4 separate regions of the Homo sapiens genome follow, and regions 1, 2 and 4 are each linked to region 3. A link is an interaction called in ENCODE POLR2A ChIA-PET data of the cell type or tissue named here. Cell type or tissue: HepG2. All regions are shown on one strand. Region 1 has its middle 30 kb from the start of NEDD4L. Region 2 overlaps ALPK2 (alpha kinase 2). Region 3 has its middle 33 kb from the start of MIR122HG. Region 4 overlaps ALPK2 (alpha kinase 2).

Evidence for each region. Peaks named below come from ENCODE experiments on the same cell type or tissue, not always from the same donor. Only the 100,000 strongest peaks of a DNase experiment are listed, where the experiment ranks them.
Region 1: POLR2A ChIA-PET joins it to region 3 with 11 read pairs; 2 of 35 experiments call an interaction of 5 or more read pairs at or near these places.
Region 2: POLR2A ChIA-PET joins it to region 3 with 13 read pairs; 3 of 35 experiments call an interaction of 5 or more read pairs at or near these places.
Region 4: POLR2A ChIA-PET joins it to region 3 with 10 read pairs; 2 of 35 experiments call an interaction of 5 or more read pairs at or near these places.

Annotation. Positions count from the first base shown.
Region 1 is chr18:58,011,405-58,016,404 of GRCh38, reverse strand. No RefSeq gene overlaps it. Among named protein-coding and RNA genes, the nearest start is that of NEDD4L, 30 kb to the left of the region's middle. RefSeq lists an enhancer at 911-1,140. In HepG2, no CTCF peak of the experiment used is centred here; DNase peaks (open chromatin) are centred at 2,594 and 3,824.
Region 2 is chr18:58,479,025-58,484,024 of GRCh38, reverse strand. It overlaps ALPK2 (alpha kinase 2), which reads left to right. Exons shown (of 13, transcript NM_052947.4): 13 at 1,986-2,778. The coding sequence ends at 2,202. Among named protein-coding and RNA genes, the nearest start is that of MIR3591, 30 kb to the right of the region's middle. In HepG2, no CTCF peak of the experiment used is centred here; a DNase peak (open chromatin) is centred at 2,084.
Region 3 is chr18:58,410,973-58,415,972 of GRCh38, reverse strand. No RefSeq gene overlaps it. Among named protein-coding and RNA genes, the nearest start is that of MIR122HG, 33 kb to the left of the region's middle. In HepG2, no CTCF peak of the experiment used is centred here; DNase peaks (open chromatin) are centred at 1,922 and 2,960.
Region 4 is chr18:58,491,429-58,496,428 of GRCh38, reverse strand. The region is part of intron 12 of ALPK2 (alpha kinase 2); the gene reads left to right. Among named protein-coding and RNA genes, the nearest start is that of MIR3591, 43 kb to the right of the region's middle. RefSeq lists a silencer at 2,411-2,460 and enhancers at 2,237-2,736, 2,737-3,238. In HepG2, CTCF peaks have their summits at 2,439 (motif pointing right) and 3,857; a DNase peak (open chromatin) is centred at 2,418.

The DNA of each region.
Region 1 (5,000 bases), 400 kb after region 3:
AATATGAAACCTGAATTTTACCTTGAGAGCAGTAACAAACCATTGAAAGAATTTGAGTAGGGTGTTAATGAGGGTTGTTATGAAAGATGGTGCAGTTTAGTCACTGCTCAAAGGTTTTTGGCTGAGGGGATAAAGGGGCTAAAATGTGGCTTGTATTCAATTTAGCAGGCCACGTGCCTGGTGAGGGGTTGCATCTGGCTGGAGGAAAGAAAGCAATTAAAAAAAAAAAATTCCCACAGAAATATTATATGGCTAGTCACAGCCCTGGCCCTGACATAGATGAGTTCAAGTTTTGCTCTTCAGATATAGTGTAGAGAAGAGCTTTTCTCAAAGAAAAATGGTGTTAGATCAGTTTTTCATCTTTTCTGCCAAAGGTCAGATTTCCAGACTTTTCTCCAAAAGGTCATGCTCCTAAGAAACAATGAACATACATTCGTTTTTGTTTCTTGTGAGATTGATTATAGCCAGTTTTAGTCCTTGATCTAGACTCTGCTATTGTCTTCTTCTATAGTCATTTTTGTTCTTTTCTTATCCTTCCTGAATACATTTTGGGGTGGAAAAGGGAATCTCATCTTCTTTTTTGACTTAGCAGAGTATGTAATGCAATATGCACATTGCTTTGCATTCTGAAGCATGGAAGTGATTTTTTAAGCTACTATATCAAAAAGATAGTCACTGCTCAACTTTGTATACTGTATTATCTCAAGTCCCTGGTCAAACGAGCAATTCGCTATATCATCAACTGTCATGTTATATTGCCTGGGTTTTAGAGAATAAGGGATGGTGGTTGGTTAATAGCCCAACTTGAAATATTACGAAAGAGGGGCAATTCGAGCTGAGATGATTTACAACTCTCAGAATGGGAACTAGTGGTAGAAAATAAAGAAGGGCATTTATGTGCGGCTAATTATATTGAAGGAAAATGAGGCCAGAAGTTGGAGCGTACTCTGGTGTCTGTTACGAGGTAGGAGCTGAGATACGAGTGGGGAACGGGTGGCCTCTGTAGTTGGACTTTTAAGTTAGCAGGGATGGAGTCGAATCTGCGTAATCTTGGAAAAGGAACTTGAGAAATGTCTTCTGAGCTAGGCCAACTAGAGGAAACCAAAGTTACCCCAAATCGTCTGGGTCTTCTGTAGGTTACCCAGGGGACCAGCCCCAGCTCACAAGAACAGAAAGTGGAGAGCATTTGCATGACAGGGAACCACTGTGAGGAAGTGAAAGCACCTTATTTGCAGTAAATCAGGACACATTTATACCATTCTGTGGAGACTGCAGGGAAGAGAGATGTTTCTAGTGGAGAAGGGATGCTAAATTGGATTAATTACATAGCACGCATTAGTACTAATTAAAGATGTGTAATGCATCATTGGTATCTTCTTATTTAGTATGCTCTCAGCTGCTCATTTTCCTTCAGTGAACACAGAAAATATTAATAAAGGCTTTCATAGAATCACTTTAAACTTTGGAATCCAATTCTCCTTTTAACGTGTAGCTGAACCTTTTATGAGGAAATTCTGAACCTTACTCTTTTAGTCAAGGTCTTATTGCACTTATATTTTTAAAGAAGAGATTGTTAAGTCCATCACTAAGGTATTTACAAACGAGGGTTATCTTGCTATCATCTGCTACCCCACTTCCTCAGAAAGGATGAACCAAGCCCATAACCCTTGGGTTCTGTAACAAGTGATGGAGAAACAATGATGAATAGGACAAAGAATCTTTCTTTTGAAAGACATAACACAGAAAGGTTAATAGCTGGCTGGACATGGTGGCTCATACCTGTAATCCCAACACTTTGGGAGGCTGAGGTGGGAGGATCACTTAAGCCCAGGAGTTTGCAATTACAGTGATCTATAATCGTGCCACTGCACTCCAGTGTGGGTGACAGAGCAAGAATCTATTTCAAAAAATAAAAATAAAAAAGTGAAATAGCCATATAAATAAACCACGAAATTCAGCATGGTAAGTGTTCAAGTAGATGGTTGTACAATGTATAGGTGGAGCACAGTGGAAAGAACACTTTGTTCATTTTTAAAGTATTTAAGACCTATTGTGTGCCAAACACTATGATAGGCATTGAGGGAGATGAAGGAATAAGAAAAAACATTCTTGCACCTTTTCTTTGTGTGGGGTAGAAGCACTCTTGAGAAGAAATTAATTTTGAGAATCTTCAGAAGGATTGAGAACAGTCATTATTATTCAAAAACCTCCTAACAGATCCCACTAACTCGGGCCCAGTGGTAGAAGAGAGAGACTGAGAAAGGAATGATCCCTGCCAACGCTTCTGGCCCAGAGAAATCTCTTAGCTCTCTAGGAGCTAAGCTGTGTTGGGTCAGGCAGTTATTTTTCTCTGATGTTCCAGAACATTGCAAGAACACGTGGCCAAATTTGGTTCACTTTAACAGGGGTCACTAGCAGGGCTTTCAGCAAATGTTTAACCAACAGGTTTGCATTTTACTAGCAGTATAGTTACCATAATCTCTCTTTGCTGACAGATTTGCAGATCAGAGGTCAATAGCAGCTTTGAGAATAGTTATTGATTCATGAAGTCAAATATTCCTTAGTCCTTGCCAAACATAGACGCCTTTCTTCACCCAGAGTAACTGGTACGGGGGTAGTTTTTACCTGGAGAAAAGGAATTCTTCTAAGGCCTGTTGTGTAATAGCGTTGTAACAACAATGTATATATTCCTGGCATCTGATTTCATTCAACACCCAGATTCATTGTCTTTCAAAGAATGTGTTGACTTTGCCACCACTTTAGTCATTATTTACTTTGGGATAGATAATGTGAGTCAAAACTTTAAAGGTGGTGCCCACAGCCTACAGATTAAAGAAGCTTCAGGCAGGGAGAAACTAAAGCAATGTAATGAGGAAACAGAAAAATCCCATGTCACCTTTTTAACAGCAACAATCTTGCTTTCAAGACCTGAGTTAGGATTCCTGGCGAAGCCAACACTGGCCTGATGCTCAGGATATTCTCAGGAGGCAAAGTAGATGTAGGCTGCCCCATTCAATGCATCATGTCATGCATACCGTTTCTTCCCTGAGCTGGGAAGGAAATGGGAGTAACATTTGTGATTCACAATTTTATTAATAGCATTCATTGAGCATACCAAATGTGTGATATGCATGTCATTCAATTCTCATCACACAAGCTGTCCTACACAATTGGGACTGAAAAAAGCTCTGTGTCAGCAGCTTATGACAACAGCCTTTTCAACCAGAGCCTCAGTTTATACTTGAGGAAGCTGCTACCCAGAGAGGTTAGGGACAGTTTTCAACGGCCATGCAAGGAACACCAGAACTCTGAGTTTCTGGGCCTCTCCTCTGCTCTACCCATTGCTCTGTTCATTGATAGAGAAATACCTTAGACCTGTGCTTCTCAAATCTTACCTGCATGCAAGTCCCCAGGGATCTTGTGAAAATAAAGATTTGATTCAGCAGGTCTGGGGTGAACCCAAGATTTTGCATTTCCAACAAGCTCCTGGTGGTGCCAGTGCTGTTGGTTCCTGACAGCGCTGAGTGAGAAGGCTGTAGATGATTGTGTGTTCTTCGTTGTTCTCTTCAACGTGACATTTTCAGCACCAGTGGTGCCCTTTTCTATCTTATTATATATAGATTTTGAACTAGTGGTGACATTATATTAAATATGAAATCTGCTAAAGGTTCTTGAGTTCTGAAATAATGCTAAAGGGATTCATATATAGAGCATCTTCTTAGGAAACTTTAAAGCATCTTTGAGTCATTTTTCCTTGAATGTCACTCCTGTCACCATTGAGATATGTACCAGCACTAAGGACCAAAGTGTGACAGATCAAAGCACAGCATTGATTGTGCAATCATTGGCGTACACATATAGACATTTAAAAAAATGTGACAAAGCTTTTAAATATATTTTGGGTCAACACCAAGATATATTTTTCAGAGATGCAGCAGTGTGGTAGTGGTCATTTGCCAGGGATTGGGATTCTGGATTCCAATCTCTCTGCCTCTCCCACATAGCCTTGAGAGCTGAAGCTCCAGCCCTCTAGGCCTCATGGTCCAGATCTATAGGAGAATGGTTGGAAGAGATAATCTGGAAGGCTTATTACTTTCTTGTTTTATGGTTGGTGATGATTAGCATCTTTCTTTTCTAGAATGACCTACCACAAAATGTAGAAAGCCATTTTTCCCTTTGGGTAACCAGGAAGATTTTGATGAAAACAGCTGGCAAATATAAGCCAATTATTGGCTTCTCTTAGCCTGTTGCTATAGCAGAAGGAGTCCTGAATTAGGAGGCTGCAGATACGTGCTGTGTAATATTGGGCAAATTACTCCATCTCTCTGAGTCTCAGTTTCATCATCTGCAAAATGATAGGATTGATGCTCTAAGTCTATTTTAGTAGTAATGATCCATATAATAAATGGAAACAGTTAATGAATTTCTTGAACCTGGTTTTCTTTTCTCGTTTGTCCCCAATCTTTACCCATGATGAAAGGAGTGGGTCCCCAACCATGCCCCCTATCCTTATGGATAGAGAACTCGTGAACTCCTGAAGAACAGAGACATATCTGCTATTCCAGCCTTCCCTCATCATCCTTTGAATAGTTGGCACAATGAATGAATGAATGAGCTGTTGTACCACAGGACTAATAGGAAACAGTCAGATCCATTGAGGTCAGTGCTGTCAATGAGATTGTCCAGGAGCTATAATCATGGGTCTATAGTGGACAGCACAGAAGCTATTGACCACAGGGGCAGTGAAAAGTGTTTTTATCCCCCGGATGCTTATAGGGCCAAGATTATCCAGGATGCAAGATGATGTTATTAGCAAAGGATGCTACTACATCCTTATGTTATTAGCAAAACTGCAATGGTGTTAAGGACCCTGGGAGGGAAGAAAAATTAGCAACTTTGAGATCATCCTCTTTAGTTTTCATTTCAATCTCTAATGCTAAATTTTAATTTGAATTGGGAATTGGGTTTAATCATAAGTGTTTCCATAGGGAACAGGGCCT
Region 2 (5,000 bases), 68 kb before region 3:
AGTGGAGAGACAGAAATTAACCATCTCATCCACTCACAGATGTCAGACTGTGTGTGTGACCGTGCCACAAAGAGGAGGTGCACAGTCCAGGAGAGTCTATGACAGGGGGATGTGACTTGGTTGGAAAGGTCAAATGACCTGAGAATTTAAAGTGAGCAAGGGCCGGGCATGGTGGCTCATGTTTGTAATCCCAGCACTTTGGGAGGCCGAGGCGGGCGGATCACCTGAGGTCAGGAGTTTGAGACCAGCCTGGCCAACATGGTGAAGCCCTGTCTCTACTTAAAAAAAAAAAAAAAAATACAAAAAATTAGCCGGGTGTGGTGGTGGATGCCTGTAATCCCAGCTACTTGGGAGGCTGAGGCAGGAGAATCACTTGAACCCAGCAAGCGGAGGTTGCAATGAGCTGAGATTGAGCCATTGCACTCCAGCCTGGGCAACAAGAATGAGACTCTGTCTCAATAAATAAATAAATAAATAAATAAATAAATAAATAAAGTGAGTAGGACTTATCTAGAAAAAGGAGGAAGGAGCATCCCATGCAGGGGGAATACTGCAGGCAGAAACTTTTGGGAGGAGGGAGCTTGGACACACTTCTAATGGCTGAAGAGGTCAATGGGTTGGGAGATGCAGCCAGACAGTGCAGGATCACAGGCAGTTTCAGGAATTTTGTCTTCGTTTTAACAGCAATGGGATTTTAAGCAGGAGATATGACTTATGTTTTGTAGAGGTTACTCTGCTGGCAGTGTGGAGAATGCATTGATGGGGAGGGGCTGAGTGAATGTAACGTGGACCTCATAGGTTTACATATGTGCTACTTCAAAGTGTTTATCCCCATGGGATTCATGTTGAAGGCAAATTCCTTTGACAAAGGAGCTCATCTGCGGTGACAAGGAGGACCCTTGGACATCTCAAGGAGATGCCACTTATTGGGGAGGGTATGTGGCTGGCACTATGCTCACCTGGCCTCCTCCACACTCTGTGAGGAGCTGTGACTGGATTCAGTGTGTACATGGGATTTGTGGATTTTCTGGTGGCTGGCAGGAAGACCTGCAGGGTCACTTTCCTAGCTACTAAACAAGCTGCAATAGCCTACTACCCTTTCACATTCTGCCCAGAACCCAGGAAGCCTGCACCTTCAACCAATTTTTTGATGGATCTTGTTCATCTGCAGATAGCTGGGGAGACTTAGGGGCTGGGCAGCTGTCCATTCAAGGAGCACACTAACCTACCATAATTGGGACATGAAAACATGGCCATTTATAATTTCAGTATTTAAATGTCCCAACCAAGAGGAACAACCCCTGAGACTACTCCTGGCCAAGGAGTCAGCATGGAGCCTTTTAGGGCCTACTGGAGACAAAGGTTCTGCCAGAGACAAAAATTCTTCTTCTCCTGGGGACAAAGCGGGCTGCCAGGGGAGTGAGCTCTGCTGTAGGAGAAAGACTCAGAGGGCTTCATTTTAATCTTGTCTCTTACATCAACTTGCGTTGTTTTCTTGGGGTAGTCTCATGACCTCTTAACCTGAATTTCTTCAACTGTAAATTGAAGGGTCTAAACAAAATAATTTCTTTCAGTTCCAAAGTTCTGAAATTCTTTATTGAGAACTTCTCGGTGTGATGGAGTGGCTTTCGATCACTAAGAGATCTGTGTTTTATCAAAATAGCCCAGCACTGGTCATTGTGGCTATGAGGAACAGGGCAATAAAATGCTGGTACATTCCAACCGTGAGCACCTGGGACCCCTGGATACTCCAAGACCTTTGATCATCACTGTATGTGCCAGCAGATCTTTGCCTTTACTTATTTCCACAGTCTTTGTTTTTTACCTTCACTTATAGTTGTGTCTATCCTGCAGCCATTCTTATCTAAAACAGAAATTCATATATGTTCCATGCACCATTAGTTTTCCCTTTCAAGTTTTTCTTTTTAAACTGATGAAAGTGTCCTGTTTTTAAAAGCTATGTTTCCTTCCACCCAAACTCACAGGTACAAGGGATTTAAAGGCAACTGTTCCATGACCTTCATTGATCAGTTTAAAGCACTACACCAGTGTAACAAGTATTGCAAAATGCTGGGACTGAAATCCCTTCAAAACAACAACCAGAAACAGAAGCAGCCGAGCATTGGGAAAAGCAAAGTTCAAACAAACTCTATGACAATAAAGAAGGCAGGGCCTGAGACCCCAGGCGAAAAGAAAACCTAACGTCCCTGGGTAACCTAATGGCCACTGGCTAGCAGCACACAATCTCGCCAGGGAAAATCTGAGGCCACACAGGAGAGAATATACAGCCTGCAGAGAGTGCGTGGCAATCCTTACTCCCAGCCGACTGTGCGCCAAGATGCTTCTAAACCCATCACCTGCTGTCTTCACTCAAATGATTTCAGAACAGGATTTGCGACCAGGTTTATGGGGAGATTGAATCAACGATTGGTCTCAAAGACAGTCCATTCTTTATATACATGTTTAGCATTTTTACCAACCTCACATCATGTGTATATTTGTGTATTTGCACATGGTTGTGCTGTCGAGGACCTGGTGCTGAGAAGAGTCTGTTCACAGCCAAAATTCTTCCCACTGTCATTCCTAACCTGGGATTTCTAGACACATCCTGCTGTGATGTAAACAGAAATCACGAATTCGCTCACTGGATCAAGTTGTTCCACTGGTGTCTAATACGCTATTGTTGCCGGAGGTGGGTTCTGTGACGTGAAGCCATTTCCCATCATTCAACAGCCAGTTACAATTTTCTGTTTAATTAAATTCATATTTAAACAAAAAGTGTAAGATGTGTATATCATTATAGACACTTGCTCTTTAGAGTGTGTGCCGTATTTTACATTGTTTCAGGATTTGGTAATTTCCTAATAGGTTTCCTAGAGCACAAAATATTTGCATCTGTGGTTTCCCCTCATTCTTACATTACAACTTAGGTTCCATTGCTTTCTACTTTGTTCCTTAAACCCGAGCTGCCTAAACCCAGGGCTGACCCATGGTGGATCGCGCCAGAAGATGTAGGCCAGAAGATGCATGCTAATCCTGGCGGGGGTGCACCAATTCACAGGGATCCTGGCATCTCTAACCACTCCCAGCCCTCATTCCACTTGAGTCTCCTGACACTCAGAGCCTCCTTCCCTACCAGTTTGGGTCATGCCCAGCCGTAAAGCAGGATGGCTGCCTCAGTGAAATGTGAAATTGGGCAAGAGCAAACTATACAATAGCAACTCAGGGACCACTTTATATACCCCAAAATGCTTAAGAATATCCGCTGCCCCAACTATTTGCAACAACAATATTCTTGTTTCATTAATGGGAATGTTAATGGTAATGTTGTTTCATTAATAGACTATTTTTCAGAATTGTTTTAAATTTACAAAAAATGAGCAGAAAGTGTGGAGATTTCCTATGTGTCTCCTCACCCCACTCTACGATTTTCCCGTTACAAACATTTTGCATTATTGTAGTATGTTTGTTACAATTGATAAGATAATATCGATACCTTTTTTTTTTTTTTTTTGAGATGGAGTCTCGCTCTGTTGCCCAGGCTGGAGTGCAGTGGCGCGATCTCGGCTCACTGCAACCTCTGCCTCCCAGGTTCAAGCGATTCTCCTGCCTCAGCCTCCCAAGTAGCTGGGATTACAGGCACATGCAACCACACCTGGCTAATTTTTGTATTTTTAGTAGAGACGGGGTTTCACCATGTTGGCCAGGATAGTCTCGATCTCCTGACCTCAGGTGATCCACCTGCCTCGGCCTCCCAAAGTCCTGGGATAACAGATGTGAGCAACCGCGATATGTTGTTATTAATTAAAGTTTATAGTTTATATTAGGGCTCACTCCTGGTGTTGTACATGCTGTGGGTTTGGGCAAATGTATCATGACAGGTATCTACCATTATAGTAACAAACAGAATACCTTCACTGCTCTAAAATTCCCCAGTACTTCACCGATTCATCTCTCCCTTCCCCAACCCCCCAACCCCTGGCAATCACTGATGTTTTCATTATCTTCATAGTTTTGCTTTTTCCTGAATGTCATATAGCTGGAATCCTATGTGGCCTTTTCCATAGTTTGCTGTTTCTTAAGACAGATTTCATCTGCTGGACAGCTGGGAGAATTATAGCGCCACTTCTGAGCAGGAGGATGGATGCTTCGCAAACCTGAATGTGCACAGGAATCCCTGGATCTTGGGAATATGCAGGTTCTGATTGGGTAGGTTTGTGGCGGGGCCTGAATTCTGTGTTTCTATCACACTTTCTGGGGATCTCCTGTGGCTGCCGGGGATCACACTCAAAGAGGCAGTCTAGACTATGGGCAGGAGGGCCCTGAAATGCTGAGAGGAGTACCTTGGCCTCCTGGAGTTCAGATAGTCTGGCCAAGGAAAGGCCCAGCTCCTTCTGGGTTCTGATGTGTGAGGAAGCAGCTTGACAGCAGGACGGAGGTGCCACATGAGGCATCCACCACAAGCAATGCTGCCAACACAGAGATTTCTGTATGCAGCCCCCTTACGGAGGGGTGGTTGGCTCTCAGTGGAAGACTCCTGGCTTCTTCTACTTTAACATATACTATTCTCAGCCAGCCGCAGTGGCTCACGTCTGTAATCCCAGCACTCTGGAAGGCCAAGGTGGGTGGATCACTTGAGGTCAGGGGTTCGAGACCAGCCCAGCCAACATGGTGAAACCCTGTGTCTACTAAAAATACAAAAATTAGCTGGGTGTGGTGGGAGGCGCCCATAATCAGTTACTGAGGCTGAAGCAGGAGAATCACTTGAACCTGGGAGGCAGAGGTTGCAGTGAGCTGAGATTGCACCACTGCACTACAGCCTGGGCAACAGAATGAGACCCTGTCTCAAAAAAAAAAAAATATATATATATATTTTTGTACTTTTTTGTATTTTTATGCTTAGAGAATAGTGCGTATGTGTGTATATATATATATATATATACATATATATATATATATATATACACATACATGAAAAATCCCACTTGTGTTTCCTTTCT
Region 3 (5,000 bases):
TGCACCTGAATCACCTAGAGACAAACTCAATGACTCAGTTACTTTCCAGAGCTTGGAATAGAGCAGCTTCACTCATGGAGGGACAGGAGGGTGCCCTCCCTGGAGCAGGCTGAGGGCAGGCACAGCCACCAGGCCCTTTGCATTTTTGTCAAAGTAGTTGAATCCAATTGCTGCTGCTAATATTAGGTTGGTGCAGAAGTAATCGCGGTTTTTGACATTACTTTTAATGTCAAAAACCGCGATTACTTCTGCACCAACCTAATGCATGAATTGATAGCTTGGACTTAGTTCTGAGATCCTTTCTGCACATGTGGGCATCCCCCATGCTCGAGTTCATTTTGAAGCCACAAACACCCAGCAGCAGAGGCAGACAATTCCTAGTAATCTTTCAGAAAACTCAATTTCCAGCCATGTATGACAAAATGACTATTTAATGAAGGCAAATGTCATGCTTAAATATTTTTAGTTTTTCTTGTCGGTGAGTGAATCGTTTTGAATGACAGATTAAATTTCAAGGGGTGCAAGAATCTCAACAGAACACCATTCCTTTTCTAATTTTTTGTTCCATTGACTCTCGGAAACCCTCTCAGTGATTCAGGAAGCTGTCTAGGGCTTTCTGACAGCACATCATACGCTCAGCAGATCAGTGAAACCCCTATCAGTAGAGCTGCGACTGAACCCATTGTGAGTTCCGGTCCTCTTAAAGGAAAAGCTCTTCCCACTGAACGGGCTCCCATCTGCACCTGCTTTAGATTCTGTAACTTCCTCAACCCATTTGCTTCTTCTCCTTTAGAGGTGCTCATGGCAGAGGTCATTCTTTTTACTTCAGTGGCTTCAGTCGGCAAAGGCTTTTGCTAGGAGCTGCCTTCGTGGGTGACAGATGAGGGGACATGAGGATTGTGACAGGGCTCAGACACCTCTGCTCCCTTCCCTCCAAAGCCAGGAGAGAGCTCTGAAGGGAGGGGGGAAGGAGGGGTGAGGCACCCCCTCCGGGGCCTCTCCAAGGAAGGAATGGATCCTGCTGTCAGTTCCTCCCAGGTTCCAGCCTATCGCTTGGCTCTAGAGGAAACTCCAGAATGAATGAAGAAGAGGTTCAATGGATGACTAAGAATATGAACTGCGAAGTTCTGGAGACAAATGATAAGAGGTCAAATAGTGTGATGGGAAAAACTCAACCCACCATGGTACTGGAGGTTGAGTGAGTGGGCTTCGATTTATCCCCACTATTTGCTAACTGGGTAATCTGGGCAAGAAATCTCTCCTTTCAGAGTTTTAGTTTCCTCATCTATGAAGCAAGGGGTTTGGAGCAAATAATCTCTAATCTTCCCTCTCTATTGTTAAAATTCTCAGAGTAGATGGTTGCTATGCCCACCCCTCACCCTGGGCCCAATTCCAGTCCTTTCAGAATTGGCTTATGCTAGAAAGCAGTTGTCGTTGAGCAAGAAAGAACTCTGGGGCCATCAAAAAGAGGTTGCTTGGTGAGAGGAGTTTGCGCACACCAATGGTAGGCACCCAGGGTGAGTCGAGAAGACAGGATGTTCCAGAACATTCTCCCTTGCCTGTACTAATTCCATGGTAGGTGGGTGGGGCTGCACAAAAGCCTGGAACATTTTCCTTTTGATGTGAGCTGGAGGCAAGCTGATAGAAACACGGAAACCCAGGCCAGCCTAGAGACCTATAAGTCAAAGTTGACTTCTCCCCTGACCCAACCCCATCTAGCATTGCCCAACTCCCCAAACACTGCTGAATGGCTGTTTATGTGGAGATGAAGAAAAGCTCTCTGTTGACTTTGTTTCCAAACCCTGCCTTTTGGAATTGACACAAGAAGAGAGCACACTGCTCTCCAGGCCTGACCATCCGGTCAGCAGACTCCAATCCCCTGCCCCTGCGTTCTGGCTTTTCCTCCTCAAACAGAAGCTATTGAATCAGATATCAACAACATAGATAAAAAGGAGAGCAACATGGGCTTTGAACCCAAGGCTAACAGGCTTATCACAAACTCTTGTCAACCTCTCTCTGTCGCTTCCAACCCCAGGGGTGAAAGATCAAACTTTCACTCCTTCTCCTGAGGACTGCTCTGTACAGGGGTCCTGGTCCCTGTGGGTCGGGGCACATGGGGCTGGATCTGCACCTTCAGAGAACACAGCCGGGACCGCAGAGGAAGCAAGGCCCCAGGTTCACTGTGGCTGCAGGTGGAGGGAGGCTGTCACTTGGGATGGGTGCCCGAAGCAGTACAAAGGCAGCATTCAGGTTAAAAGCATAAAAACTGCAACCAGACTTCCTGGTCTATCTCTCACAGCTTTGCGATCTTGGATGAGTTTTTTAATCCTCTTGGTATCTTAATTTCTCCATCTACCCAGTAAGGCTGTTAGGAGGATTAAATGTGCTCGTATTTCTAAAACAATGTAGAACAATGCCTGACACTTAGGATGTGTCAAATAAATTGGTGGTTCTCAAACTTTAGCAGGGATAAATCTCCTGGAGAACTTGTTTAAATGCAATTTGCAGGACTTGGTTCCCTGGATGCTTACAGTGAGGGCCCAGAGTTGTGTGACGCTGGCACAGGTAGTCAGTACCACCTGGTCACTGTTGCACCTGGATACCTGCCACCCTCTGGGAGCAGCAGGATCCTGTGTCCCTCAGGATTGGCCCTAGTTGCCCGGTGGGTTGCTAGAATCCTTGCAGATTGTGGTCTTGTGTGTTGTGGCTCATCAGCCTGGAAAGTTCTTCTGCATCTTGTCCAGTTGATCTTTCAAGTTTCAGCTTGAGCAACGTCTCCTCTATGAACCCTTCTTTACCTGGACCTGAACCTCTGGGAAGGGACACAAGCCCTTGTCTGCTGTTCCAAGACTCATTTTTTGTAAATGTGAAGCAACCTGACTTGTGGCAAGAACCATATGTGATGGCAAAAACCTGACCTGAACTGACATGCAGCTATTGATAGTCTTTATTTACTCCACTTAGTGTGACTCTTCATATGTTTGCTGTAGAAATATTAATGGGTTTGCTGACAAGGTGCTGCCCCAGACTCTGCTGAGGATCTTACATAATGGATGGCATATAAAAGGTATCACTTTCCTAAAGTAAAAATAAACAAACCTGCATTACATAATACATCTAGACCGAAGACTTTTGAATCCCGCATCTGTGGCACATTTTACTCTGATTAGTTTCTTTCTTGACATTAAATGAAAATCCTAATAGCAAAGACCATGGATTTAGCACAATCCTTGGTGCAAACAATGACCAGTGATTGTTTCTTGATTGTTTCTTGAACGAATGAATTCTTTCTTGCAGAAGAAACTGCGTCTGTCTTCCCCATTCTGTGTCATATTCCCCAACCCCACCCCATAATCTTCGTGTAGGATTTGTGGAATTAATTTCACATGGCTGTTTTGTTTCTCCTCCTTAGAACCAAGCATGCAATTTGGGTAGGCTGTTCCCAATTGGGGTAAATAGGACCCCCTGGGAAGATGATGTTTTTAAACAGCTATTTGGGCAGGGTTTTGAAAAAGAGGAGATTTTCTAAGGCATTAGAATGTCTTTGATAAAAGAATTTTCTGAGATTGGGAGAATGAGTTGAAGACTTCATCTCTAAGATCCTCTTTTTCTTCTCCTTATGTATGATAAAGCTAGACTCATCCAATATCAAAAGGGGAAAATGCTCCATTAGGCCCAGCCTTTCTAGGCTGGAGGAAGGCAAGAACTCCAGGACAGGAAACTGGGAAACGTACCTTGGAAGCACCCAGCCCAACTGAGCTATTAGAAGAAGGGGGATGGGGAGACTCAGAAAATTATAAGAAGTTGAGTGCCTGATGTATGAGTTAATAGGCCCCAGGCCCTTAGGATGTATTGCAACAAGGAGAGGGAACAGCACATTCTAAGAGAAATGGGATGATTATTTGGATAACTTACATTCCTGATTTGATCCTAATTTCCTATGACCAGGTAGAGAGGTTGCAAACTCAAACACTTGCATAGGCCAGGCAGATAATGAGGGATGTGGGCCAGAAGTGATAATAGGGAGCGACGGGCAGTGTGGTTAACTGGGAGGTCCATGCCCCATCTAAAGAGGGAAGCCCCTATTCAGCTCCAGCTGACGGATGCCAGGCCTTCTAAGTTTTGTTGTTTTTACATTCATCTTCTGCCCTTCAAGGTCAGAAGACTTGATTTTGAGGTGAAATTTTCCTATTTAAAAAATCCCAGGAAAGACAAATAAAGATGAGTTGGGACCCATCAGCCATTTTGCAACCGTTCCCCCCCCACCCCCACCTTACATTTTCGGTGCTTTCCCCTCATGATCTTTGGGAACTCCACCTGTGAGTTCCTGAAATGTTCCCGCCATTCTGAGCTGTGAGGATCCCAAGTGGAGGTTGCTATTCTCATTTGCAGCTTCTCAGTCCCACACCAAGAAGCAGGGCAGGCTCACCTCCAGGGCTGCCTCCTTTCCCAAACACTAGGTCCCTTAATCGTATCCTCAGTGAAAACCTAAAGATCGCTAAGCAGCCACCAGGAGTCATTTGCCAGGCACCTCTGCACGGACAGCCAAGTGTGGCTCGGATACCTGGAGGCCTCCAGGGAAACTGGCATCTCTGGAGAACTAAATTTTTGCTGAGACCAGGAGGCTTGGAAATTGTGTCTGTAAGTATGAGAGGCAGAGCAAAAAAGGCAGCTCATTCATTTGCTACTTTTCAGGAAACCTTTCCAATGTCGGAGAGCCGACAGGCACCAAAACACTCAGGCCAAGGCAGCGTGACTGTCTCAGATCATTTCCTGCAGTTTCAGTGTCTTCACGACTGTCACGTTGCCTCCCCTTTTGCACTCTTGTCAGAGACTCTACCTGACTTTTGTTTTTAGAAACAAGGTCGTGCTCTGTCCCTCAGCTGGAGTGCAGTGGTGAGATCATGGCCCACTGCAGCCTCCAACTTCTGGGCTTGAGCAATCCTCCTGCCTCAGCCTCTGGAATAACTGGGACTACAAGCAAGTACCACCATGCCTGG
Region 4 (5,000 bases), 80 kb before region 3:
GATGGCTCAGTGATGATGAAGTTTTATGTTGGAACTGTCTCCAGGCTTCTCCCCTGTGCTCACCAGAGACCTGGCTGGCATACACTTCAGGGAATTGGGTATGTTCTTGGGCTTGTGAAGACAGCGCATTAGGAGGGATTATGATGTAGTGGGGAGGAAGGAACGAGGGATTTAGAGCGAGACCCAGTTCATACCCTGATGCTGCTGCTTCCATTTCTCCTGATAGTAGCCTCGCTTCTTGGCATCGTAGGAATTTGCCTAGCCTACCTGATGAGGGGGATGAACGTCTATTGCAGTTTCCCCATGATGGTACCATTTTATGCCTGATGTCCTCACATCCCATACGCTTTAGCATTGATCCTGAACAAGTGTACCCATTTAGAAGATAAATTATATGGTGCCCTATTTATGGAGGCTTCTGGACCCCAGAAGGATTTTCCAAACGGAGCCTTCCTTTCCAGGCTCCATGTGTTCTGCAGAACCTTGCAGATGCAAGCATCCGCCAGCCCTAGTTTGAATCCTGGCTTCTCGTCATACCAGCTGTGTGACTGTGGGCATGTGACTAAGTTCTTAAAGTCAGTGATGTACAGCATGGGGACACTCCGGCTTGCCCTGAGTATTCCCCCAGTTAATCTACACCTAGCCCCTGAAACTGGAAGTGAGCTAGATAAATATTAGTTTCCCTTCGCTCCTCATGTCTTAGCCTGACACCAGAGTAGGCAAATTTCGTGCTGTTATTTAGAACAACTCTCTACCAAAACAAAGAAGAAACCTGCCCAAGAAGTTTCAAAAATGAAGATGGTCATGATTATTGAAGACATCTTTTAAATTCAAGTCAACAGCTTCCAGGAACCCAGACCGACTGGGAGCTTCAAGTGGTACATTTTTTCCCCTCCTGATTTAAAAAGAAATCCAATCCTTTGGTTTTGTTCTCAGCTTTAATGTGACTTATCTGGCCCGGGACAGCTGCCCAAGACCCATTAGAAGCACTGACGGCTGGAGCCCAGTGCAGAATGCTGTCTATAAAGTATTACTTACTCATTGCCTTCCCACCCAAGGAGAGGCCAGGGAGCAGGAGCTGGGAGAGGAGGAGATTCTGAAGTGTTTGAGAGCTTTGGCAGGGATATTAGATCTTCTTGTCTTTTGTTTTTTAAAAACTTTTCTTTAAACGTTACCTTTTTAAGCCACAGTCTTTTTCCCAAAAGAAATATATCTTACAATCACAGTTTGAAAAACTGATGAAAAGGTAAAACTTCTCCAAACAGAGCATAAGAGGTGGTTGAGAGACCTCTTTAGAGGCTCCTGGGAACCCCTCTGGAGTGGAAACCAGTGATCAAGCCCGACCTCCTCACTTCACAGGTGAGGAGGCATGGGGCATGGGGCATGGGGCATGGGGCAGCCTGCTTGCTGGCAGGAGTCAAGAAGTCTTTCCTGCTTGAAGTCAGCACCCCAAAGTGAACGGCAGATCCTCAATGCTGGGAGGCGAGGCACAATTGAAAAAGTTCTCCAGTGAATGTCAAAGCTGCAAAAGGGAGATAACTCATGAGGACAGACTTGGAAAGGGCTCAAGTTCAAGGGCACTCTGCAGACAGGAAAGTCCAGGTGGGAGGCAAATGAGCTGGGGAAGAAAGGAAGGCGAGCATCGCAGACTGCAGACAGCAGGAGAGAAGATGGAGGAATAAGGGTTGATCGAGCAAGTTCTCTTGATTCTTAGCAAGCAACTGTGAGTGAGCTTAGTTCATTCATGATGCAAAGGGAGAGTCGCAAGTTCTATGGGGGGGCTGGTACCTGGCAGGGTTCAGCTGGGGGAACAGCACCACCATAAGAAGCAGTGCTCCGTGTGTCATTTAAAAAAAAAAATTCCCATATGTCTCAATCAGGACCATATATTTGGCTGCTGACACCCCAGTCATGCAACCTGTTTTGCTGTCTTGTTCAATGAAGTCAAAGGCTATGATCCTATTTCAGGAGTAATTACTCTAATCTCATAAAATAAAATAGAGAATTGTCATGACTTACTCATTTTAATTCAACTTTACTTCATTGTATGTTCCTTTTAACAGGAGTATGTCATATTTCTCTTGGGAGCCAGAGATATAATTATGTCTGGAAACACATCCCCTGTGCCTCAGCCACCTCAATCTTTTGGCAAATGTTGAGTACAAAAATTTCAGGTTACAAAGTATGGCAAGTAAGATTGTTTTGACATCCAGTAATCCATTTTCTAGATAGACCCAAGATACTAACCCGTTGAACAAATTTCTAATTGGAAATTACACAAGGAAAAAAGGCCTAATTTTATAACTGGAGATTTGGAAACGTAACCTAACCAACTCCAGACCGATCTAAAGCCATGCGTGCAGTGGAGCCGAACTGCAAACTCATGCTTCTCTCCAGCCAGTCGGGGAGTTCCCGGGGAGGCGACGAGATTGCAGTTCAACCACCAGAGGGCACCAGAACCAATACTTTGCCCTTTGTAGTCTCCCCTAAAAAGCCAATTTCCTGTTGCCAGATTGAAATAAAACAAAGAAAAGTACCATTAGCAGATTTCTTCCCTGGCAGTAAGCATTAGACCAAAATAAGATTAATATGGACAGCCGTAAAGGACACCCCTCGCAGTGGCTGCCAGCCAGCCTTGCATCTTTCTACCCTCGGAGGAAGGAACGACGAGGCTTAAGGATGTGTGGCTTGTGTCAAGCGTCCCTGACATGGAAGCCAAATTCCCGAGACCCTGGACAGAAGCCTGGATGATTCATTCATGTAGCAGGAGGACAGTTGCCTTGAGAAAGCAGGCTCCATTGGGGTCTGCGTGCCTAGCTCTGGTCCTGGCCATGAACAGGAGAAAAGATCAAAATAGACTCCCACACTCGGCCAAGCTGAGTTCCAAAAGAAAGGCTCTGCCTTCAATGCCCACAAGCAGATGGAGGGGACGGCAGCCACCTGGGATGCTTTGCCCAGTCACAAGGCCGAGCCACCACCGTACCTGGAGAGGAAGCGCCAAAACAAACTTGGAGGTGGGAAGAAACAATCTAATCCGAAGAAACACGCCCCGAGAATAGGCTTATGTGCATGAGTGGTGACTCCAGGCAGACTATTTAAAGCAATGCATGAGTCTGCCAGGAGAGGAAACAAAGGGACATTGGAACAGAATTCCTGATGCCTTTAAAGTGTCTCATAGCAGGGCCATGTCACTATAGAACACCAAACATTTCAGCTGAGTCCCCAATGCCAGGCATCAGCGGACCAATCTCACAGGCCTGTCAGCTTGAGAAAGGCAATTTTATGCCCCAGATAGCTCCTGTCCCCGCCTGCCACAGGGTCATCTGTCCTGGAAGGCCACCTGCATCCCATCTTCATCCGGTCAGCCCATTCTGTAGTAGGGCTGGCTGGCCCGCTGGCTGATTTATGTGGCCAGTCTTTGCCATTAAGGAAGTTTGGAGGCTGGAGGGAAGTCTGAAGGGAACAGTGGTGATTTTCGCAGTTTTTGGCAAGGCAGACCCTACTATAGCAGTGCTCTCAGTGTATGGGGGAGTCTCCCAGGCCCAACAGAGCCAGCCAGGACATGCCCCCTCCATGGAGGGACTAGCACAGCAGTATCCTGGCCTCTACCCAGAAGTCTTACAAAGGACAGTTCTGTTGAAATGTCTGGAATTGGGATCCATGGGTTCCTCCCACTCCTGACCCTATTCCCTAGTTGTCCCTCTGCCCAGTCCATTCCCCAGGACCTGAGGACTCAGGGACAGGTGCTGCATCGCTTGTCATCCAGCTTCAGAGATGAATCTGAACAGAGAGAACGTCTAGAGAAGTCTGGTAGATTCGAGATCACCCCTGCAGGACAGACTGGTGGCCAGTAGGAGACAGAAGCACGAGGCAGGTACAGGGATGGCTGAGAGGGTTGGGGTGACAGAGCCTGAGTGGACAGCATGGGGTGAAGACCAGAATAGACAAGAAAAAGGTTATCACTGCCTTCAGGAAGGTCTAAGCCAATGTAGTGTCACCAGGTGGGAGCCTCATGACAGATCAGAGAGGGAATGTGCTGCCAAGATGCCAGCAACTAAACAAGTTTGTCGACTAAAGACAAGGAAAAGTCTAGAAGGTAGCCAGAAAAGGAGGTGTGGGGAATGTGTGCGTGTGTGTGTGCGCGTATATATGTCTGTGTGCGTGTCTTTGTCTTTGTTTCTGTGTCTGTGTCCCTGTGTATGTGTGTGCATGTGTGTCTGTGTGTATATCTGTGTCTGTGTCTTTTTGTGTCTGCCTCTGTGTGTTGTGTGTGTGTGTGTGTCTAAAGAGACCTTGCCTGTTTGAAGGCAGAGGGGAAGGAGCCTGTGGGAAAACAATGAGGGACTAACGGCGGAGTGATGTTCCAGAGTGGTGAGCACCCCTCGTGAGGATTCAGAGTTTGTCAATACGGAAGGCCCTGCAGCCCTCGCTGTGCAACTTGGAGCACACTGGAAATGTGGCTTTGCCTCTATCCACCCTCACTGCCACCCAGGGCGTCAGCCCAGCTGCTCCTCTGAATGGTGAATTCTCAAAAAGCCTGTACCTAGTGGGAATGCTGACGCGCTTCTCCCTCACCTCAATTACCTGCCCTGTGGCCCTGCAGAGGCTCCTGTAACCGCCCCACAAGTTCTCCTTGCCTGTATGCCTAGACAGGACATGGCCGATTTATCAAGATGGGAACTGCAACAGAGAAAGAGTTTAATTCACATAGGGCCAGCTGTATGGAAGACTGAAGTTTTATTACTACTCAAATCAGTCTCCCTGAAAATTTGGGGATTGGGGGTCGGGAAGTGGGGGTAGTGCTGATTGGTCAGGTGGGAGACGAAATCGTAGGGAGTCAAAGCTGTCCTCTTGTGCTGAGTCAGTTCCTGGGTGGGGGCCACAAGACTAAATGAGCCAGTTTATTGATCTGGGAGGCGCCAGTTGATCCATCGAGGGCAGGGTCTGAAAAACATCTCAAGCACCAGGCTTAGGTTTTACAATTGTGATGTCATCCCTAG